3 separate regions of the Homo sapiens genome follow, and all the other regions are linked to region 1. The links are chromatin loops, found by intact Hi-C in ENCODE. Cell type or tissue: ascending aorta. All regions are shown on one strand.

Region 1 (2,500 bases):
ATGAATGCATGAAGGAGCATCCTTTCCCCGAGTCAGGTCAGACAGCCAGCTCCTCTAACCCAGACTAGGCCAGCAGGCTCCAGCTCAAGGGATTACCGGCCGCGTCGCAGTCGGAATGAACGAGGTGGGGCTGCTCTGACCCAGCGGCATCTGGTCTTGGCTTCCATCTTCCTCGCTTCTTAGGCTCAGGCTCGGGTCTGGCTCTGGGCTGGGCTGGTGACCCACCTTCCCCCGGGCATGCCATGCCCTCTGTCCCTCAGCCAGATCATTTGCCCTCCCATCTCCCTTTCTCCAAAACCTTCCCCAACTTGCAGTCAGGCTGCGGAGTCAGGGTGGAAAAGGGAGGGCAGGTACTCACCAGCGCTGCTGGCCCCGCCGCTCGGCCTCCAGGAGCTCCCGCCACAGCTGGTCCTGCTGCACGCCATCGCAGGCAGCTCCCTGAGCCACCCGCTGCGCCTTCAGAGCCTGGGGGGCCTGGCAGCCACCAGCAAGACCCCTGCTGGCCATAGGGCCACCCCGGGCAGCTGGGGAGACCGAGGCTGGTGGCCTGGTGGGGGGCAATCGGTACCCAGCTGATGTGGTTCTCTGGAGCCCAGGGGTGGGGTGGCTCCCCATGGTGCAAGTGTGTGTGTGTGTGTGCGCTTGTGTCAGAGAGAGAGAGAGAGAGACCTGTGCCTGAGCTCAGCTCAAACCTCCTCCTGGAACACTCTGTCCCTCCTAACCCCGGGAGAGCCTGGGCAGGGTCCTCCTCACTGTCCCTTTAGGCCTCGAGCTCAGAGTGGCCGATGGGGACAGGGCTCTCCGGGCTGGGGAGAGCATTTGAGCCCAGTTTCGTTTTGAACTCCCGCCTGTGCTGTGTTGACTGTTGTCCTGGGAACGGACAGCTCCTAGGAAAGGGGCGGGCCCCGTGTGTGTGTGTGTGTGTGTGTGTGTGTGTGTGTGTGTGTGTGTGATCTGAGCCCTAGGGCTGGGGGGCAGAGAGTTCCTGACTAGATGCCACGCCCAGTTCAGCAGCCCCCTACCCCAAGGCCGGAGTCCTCCGCACAGGGTGGGGGAGGGGGAGGGAGCAAAGCTGGGGCTCCTGGGGGCCACCCCCACCATTATTGCACTTGCTTCCGGCAGCCCGTCAGGCCGTGGGGCGATGTTAGTCCTGTGCTGCCCCCTCGTGGATGCTGCGAGGCTCGCAAGAAATGGTGGCCCTGAGGGCGCTTTGGGAATTGTGGATCAGGCATCAGTGTGAAGCTTCCTGCTTGTTTGGGAACGATGGCGGAAGTCATGAGCTTATGTTGGGCGAGGAAAATGAGTGCAATGCACTAGGAACATCCACTCTGTCTGCAAACCCAGAGCGTTCACACAGCACTCTGCTTTATCTGAGACCTCCCAGCCATGCCTTTCCAACGCCATTCTACAGATGAGGAAACTGAGGCCCTTACCGGCAAGATTAAGTGACCGCCCACGGTCACACAGTCAGTCACCAGCTGAAAGGAACAGTGAGAATCTGAGGGCTTATGGTCCGAGCCCTCAGCCCTGTTTCTGCTCTAACTGGGTACAACCAGGCTCCCTCCGTGGCAGCCTCTCCTGGTCTGGCTCAGCTGAGCTCCATGGACGCCCGCTGCTCTCATCACTTCTGCCTCCTGCACTCTCTGCTTCCGGTTCTCTGAGTTTTGTGCTGTTCCGGTAGGTGCTGGCAGATTCACAGTTCCTTCCACGCAGCTTCTCTGTGGGTCCATTCAGCTGGCGCGCTGCTTCCTATCTTTGTAAGGGAAGAGCTAAGTGCAGACAAAGCCCTGACGAATAGAGGCCTGCGCAGAGTGCCCGGGGTGCAGGGCAGCAGGGCAGCCAGTGAACCACTGAGCTCGCACTGTAGCCAGTCCTGTGTGCCCCTGCTGGATTCTGCTTCTATGAGGGAGGCAGCAAGGAGTTGGGACTTCACAGGTGAAAGGACTTGCCAGGTAGAAAAACTGGGGTGACCACAAAAGCTTGGATGCAAGAGAGAGCCTGGTATTTTGGGAGATGTGGGGGAGGAGACAAGGACGGGGGTGGCAGGGCACATGGGGGCAGGCCCCGGGGTATTTTCCACGGTATCCTGCACCCAGTGGGGAGATACCGATGGGCTGTGAGCCCCAAGGGAGCTGCAGGGAACAGAACCATCAGGACAGGGGCAAAAAACAGGTGAGGTCACCATTGCCATGGCGTGGTGTGGGTGAGCAGTGGCAACGAAGCCCCTACTGGGCTCGGGCGGAGGGCTGGCGTGGAGAAGACAGGGCTGAGAGCCAGGCCAGAAAGAGCTGCCAGCTTCGTCTTCCCACACTTGCATGAGGACGGAGCTGAGGGATGGGACCTTTTGGAAAAACATTAGTCTAAAATCAGAGCTGCAGGCCTGGGACTCTGTCTCTCCTCTGTTCCTCCCCTTGGAGCTGGGATGACACAGGGTGGCATCTAGTGACTTAAATTTTCCTGGTAAAGATGAGCACAGCAGGAGTGCGGCGGGGTGGGCCTC
Region 2 (2,500 bases), 280 kb before region 1:
TTTTAGTAGAGATGGGGTTTCACCATATTGGCCAGGATGGTCTCAATCTCTTGACCTTGTGATCTGCCCACCTTGGCTTCCCAAAGTGCTGGAATTACAGGCATGAGCCACTGCACCCAGCTTTTTTTTTTTTTTTTTTTTTTTTTTTAGACAGAGTCTCACTCTGTTGCTTAGGCTGGAGTGCAGTGGTGCGACCTCAGCTCACTGCAACCTCCACCTCCCAGATTCAAGTGATTCTCCTGTCTCAGCCTCCCAAGTAACTGGTACTACAGGGATGTGCCACCATGCCTGGTTAATTTTTTTGTATTTTTTCGTAGAGATGGGGTTTCACCATGTTGGCCAGGCTGGTCTCAAACTCCTGACCTCAAGTGATCTGTCTGCCTCATCTTCCCAAAGTGCTGGGATTACAGGCGTGAGCCACCATGCCCAGCCTATCCTGTTTTACTCTTCTTTATAGCACCATCTCCACATGAAATCACACCACACATGTTCATGCACTTGTTTACTGTATGTCGTCACTGCTGTTCCTGAAGCTCCATGAGGATGGGGTCTTAGCCTGCCTTGGTCCCTTGCTTTATCCAGGGTGCCTAAAACAATGTCTATCGCATATCAATCACATAGCAGAATGTCTATCACAATATTTATTGAATGACTGAATCAGCAAACTCACATATAAAATTTGGGACAATCCAAAACTTTTTGAGAAACAACTTTTAGACTCAACACACAATGGGTGTACGTATCCTTTTTTAGCACATGGCTCATGTAGAGGCCATTTTATCTGTGATGGATTTACCACAGGGCCACAGTGCTTACAAAGAAGAGAGAGAATTGAACATTCTAAAGCGCGTTTAGCGCAAGGAAGGTCCTGCCTGGGCACTGGAGTTCTGGGTGGGACTTTGTTTTCCTGCAGCATAGTAAGGTACTGACAGATTCAGACTTTGGTGCATTCCCAGGACATGTGGCTTCCAGCAGAAAGGTGGGTCATTTCCAAGCAGTCGAAGCATTTCGTCTGTGCGACACAATTTAGAGCCCTTCCAGAATCCATTTTCTCAGTGGACCTCCAGGAATTCCCTGTCAGGAAAGAGTCAGACCTGCAGGGGGAGCTGATAGCATGCGTCCATCCTGGAAAGCCTCAGAAAATGGGGGTCCAGAAATCTAGCTATTCCTTCAAGTGGGATGGATTTAAAAGGTTATCGAATTTTATAAACATCCAGGATATTATTCTCTTACTCCTGCCAGAGGCTGAGAAATTGAAAGATTCTTAAGACTCAAAATCGCAAGTGGTCAAATTGCTTTTATACAGCCCGTATACGGCAGGATTTTATCGGAACTCTGGGGCCACTTCCTCTTCAAGGATAGATTTGAGAGTCCCTTATCTCCTTGTCTACAGACGTTGCCAAGGTGGTGGCTCCAAATGATGGTGAAGAATGCACAAGAAACACTGTCAAAATTCTGCCTCAAAAACACAAGAAGCCAGCTCTCATTATGAGATAGAAACTCTTGTGGGTTTATTGAGAGGACCCCAGAATTTCGCTTCATGCAAACAAGAGCAAAACCATGTGACCGTCCTGTTCAGAGGCCGAAAAATACTCAGCAAAATGGAAATCACTGTATTAATCTTTGTTTATTCACAAATAGCCAGGTCAGAATTAATTATCAAACCTTGCTTCTAAGTTCACACCAGGAACTCCATTAAGCTTTCCTGAAGCTGGTTTTTTTTTTGTGGGTCATAAAGTTTGCTTACTCTCAGACTCCAGTCCTTCAAGGCAACCCCTGGCAATGACAAAGAGTCCTAGTTCCCATCCCACTGTCACTCTAACAAGAGCCAGAATAGTGAGAAGGAAAAGGGGGTGGTTCCTCTCCGCCTGCTGTCCTGTGTTAGATCTGGGAAAGGGCAGGAGGAGACCTTTGCTGAGAGTGGTGGGCCTGGGACTGCCTCCAAGGCAAAAGTATTCAAGTCTTCACAGTGGCCTCAGCATCTCCTTTTCAAGCTTGTGAATTCCTGGACTTCTTTCTCAAGATCTTAAAACCAAAACAGCATATAGAAAAATACATTTTTCAAGGTTGCTCATTCCTTGTCCACACGGTAACATCCATGTCAGTGTATCTGATTATGTGCTCAGATCTCAGCAAGCTGTGGCTGCAAAATAAGGATGCATCTAGATTGTAATGACTTGGAGTCATCACCCGCCCAAAAGAGCAGAAAATTCAGGCCCCCTTCCCTTGGTTCCCTTCCTCAGGGTCCATGTTTGTCTACTATTACTTACATAATTAATAGCTCTAAAGGAATGCATCTTACAACTAACATCAAAAATTAAAAACACAACTCTTGGAGTACCTCCAGTTCAAGGTGTTGGCTGTTCCTAGTTGTCTGATGGTCATCCTCAGCCTGTGTGCTGAGGATCCACTCATCTGGTCGTCCCTGCTTGGAGTTATCTGCACTGGGATAACTGGAGGTGGGAGGCAGTGGAAATTTCGATTCCCAATGCCTCTCAGA
Region 3 (2,500 bases), 75 kb before region 1:
AGGTGCAGTGGCTCATGCCTGTAATTCCAGCACTTTGGGTGGCCGAGGCGGGTGGATTGCATGAGGCCAGGAGTTTGAGACCAGCCTGGCCAACATGGCAAAACCCCATCTCTACTAAAAATACAAAACTTAGCTGGGTGTGGTGGCACACGCCTGTAATCCGAGTTATGTCTGGAGGCCGAGGCACGAGAATTGCTTGAATCCAGGAGGTTACAAAGAGCTGAGATTGCGTCACTGCACTCCGGCCTGGGCAACAGAGTGAGACTCTGTCTCAAAAAAAAAAAAAAGAAAAGAAAAAAAGAAAATTAATAGAATATAAGGCAGCATCATTTATTATAATTTTTATTAGTATGGTGTCATTTAATGTGCTTTTACTTACAAATTTATGATATGCTTCTTTTATTTGTAAATTTATGATTGTGTCCATTTTTATTATACTAGAAATGGAGAAGAAGCTCTTGGAGGAAAGAACTTTAAAACAGAAAGTGGAGAACCTATTGCTAGAAGCTGAGAAAAGATGTTCTCTATTAGACTGTGACCTCAAACAGTCACAGCAGAAAATAAATGAGCTCCTTAAACAGAAAGATGTGCTAAATGAGGATGTAAGTATTAAGTGTACTAATGATTAATAATAAACTAATGAATTAATAGGTTTATTCATGAAGGTCTAGTGATGGTTTCATAATTTTAAAGTTTTTCTTATAATAGTCTGCAACCTGTTGGTTTAACTAAATTTTGATGATATACTAAAGGAATCATAATTTAAACATTTTTAAAGTTATATTTACCTTATTATATTTTATTTAAAAAATACAATTATAATATTATTAGAAATACAAAAAAAATTTTAGTATGAAATGAATTAGCTACCTAAGGGTAAAAAAATCTGTTTTACATCACCATATTTTATACCAACTTCATTGATTAGAAAAATGGAAATAATTTACTTATATACCAAGTACACAATTTATTTCTTAGGTTAGAAACCTGACATTAAAAATAGAGCAAGAAACTCAGAAGCGCTGCCTTACACAAAATGACCTGAAGATGCAAACACAACAGGTTAACACACTAAAAATGTCAGAAAAGCAGTTAAAGCAAGAAAATAACCATCTCATGGAAATGAAAATGAACTTGGAAAAACAAAATGCTGAACTTCGAAAGTAAGTTAATTGATTGAGATGTTTTAATATGCATAATTATCCATGTATAAGTTAATTTTGGTGTATCTGTGGATTTTCTTTTGAGCATTTTACTTTCTAGACCATGTTTTCTATTTATTTCTGTACAGGTAATGTGTTGAGTGTCACTGTTGTCCTTCGAGATTATATTCGTTTCCCCAACAGTTTTTACTGCTGCTACCTAATTACAATGTGATGATAGAGGAAGTGTTGGTGATGAGGCAGAAGAAAATATCTGGGATTTTCATACCATGCTTTTAGATTCCTCCTCAGGGCTCTTTCTCAAGCTTATTGTCCGTGTGCCTGTTTGTTTCCTTAGTTTCTTAGACTTGGAAATGTTTGACTGTTAAATAAACAGCATGTAAATTTTTAATCATGTCATAGGATGTACTCTAGTGTCTACTTGATTTACTTATAAAATGGAGAACATATTGTTAAAATACTTTAAAAATATTATAGGCACGATTGTGCACGTCTGTAGTTCCAGCTACTTGGGGAGCTGAGGCAGGAGAATCACTTGAGGTGAAGTGAGATTGCTTTGCACTGTGATCATGCCTGCGAATAGCCACTACATGCCATCCTGGACAGCATAACAAGAACTCAACTCTAAAAAAGATAAAATATATAGTAAATATACTATTAAAATTTGTCCCATTTATTCTATTAGTAGGAGAATTACTTCTTCCTAATCATGACCAAAGGTCATATTGGATCCCGGTTGTTTGATGAAAGACAGTGTGATAGAGTGGAAAGAAAAAAGTCTTTGGATCCAGACAGACTGAGTTGTGAATATTGGTTCTGTTACTTACCAACTAACCAACATCGGGCAAATGATTTAATTTCTCTAAGCCTTTTATCACACTTGTGAAAGGGAGCAGTAATAGCTTCCTTGTTAGGGATCTTGTAAAGGATAGCAATGGTTTATTTAAAGCATCCATCATATGATAAGTGTTAGGGACTATTACTGCTAGATCTGTTACTGTTACAACTACTACAGCTACTACTAATGTATCCTCATTATAATTGTCTGCTTTATGCATACCTGTGACAGGTCAGTAAGACTGATGCTATCTAAGAAAAGATGCTTAAAATATTCAAGTAGACTTTGTTCTTTTTGCTGAGCTGATCTATTTATTGCCAGGGTAAGCCTAGACCTTCAACTTCATGAGATTTAAACTTTTAAAATTGGAACTAGAAATTGGAACAGTAATCAGACATCTTTGTCTTTGTGTTTTTTGTGGGTTTTTTTTCTGTATATTAGCTTTATTTTTCTCTCTTATTTCAGGCCAGCTTTTTATTCTAACGATAGTGTTTATGCA

The links. A loop is a pair of places that touch in the nucleus more often than their neighbours do. Peaks named below come from ENCODE experiments on the same cell type or tissue, not always from the same donor. Only the 100,000 strongest peaks of a DNase experiment are listed, where the experiment ranks them.
Region 2: it touches region 1 in a loop (9-fold over the local background); 72 of 110 quality-filtered maps call a loop at or near these places.
Region 3: a loop joins it to region 1, with 2.7 times the contacts of the local background. A loop is called at or near these places in 20 of 110 quality-filtered maps.

The regions. Positions count from the first base shown.
Region 1 is chr2:11,131,450-11,133,949 of GRCh38, reverse strand. It overlaps CIMIP5 (ciliary microtubule inner protein 5), which reads right to left and starts at 822. Exons shown (of 3, transcript NM_001371321.1): 1 at 359-822. The coding sequence starts at 615. FLJ33534 (Putative uncharacterized protein FLJ33534) reads left to right here and starts at 1,774. Exons shown (of 9, transcript NR_040080.1): 1 at 1,774-1,935. In ascending aorta, a CTCF peak has its summit at 1,162 (motif pointing left); a DNase peak (open chromatin) is centred at 1,129; H3K4me3 peaks cover 1,600 bases.
Region 2 is chr2:11,410,799-11,413,298 of GRCh38, reverse strand. The region is part of intron 2 of LOC105373429 (a long non-coding RNA gene); the gene reads right to left. Among named protein-coding and RNA genes, the nearest start is that of LINC00570, 18 kb to the right of the region's middle. In ascending aorta, a CTCF peak has its summit at 1,102 (motif pointing right); a DNase peak (open chromatin) is centred at 1,088; H3K4me3 peaks cover 1,168 bases.
Region 3 is chr2:11,206,389-11,208,888 of GRCh38, reverse strand. It overlaps ROCK2 (Rho associated coiled-coil containing protein kinase 2), which reads left to right. Exons shown (of 33, transcript NM_004850.5): 19 at 442-602; 20 at 979-1,163. Among named protein-coding and RNA genes, the nearest start is that of SLC66A3, 52 kb to the right of the region's middle. In ascending aorta, no CTCF peak of the experiment used is centred here; no DNase peak of the experiment used is centred here.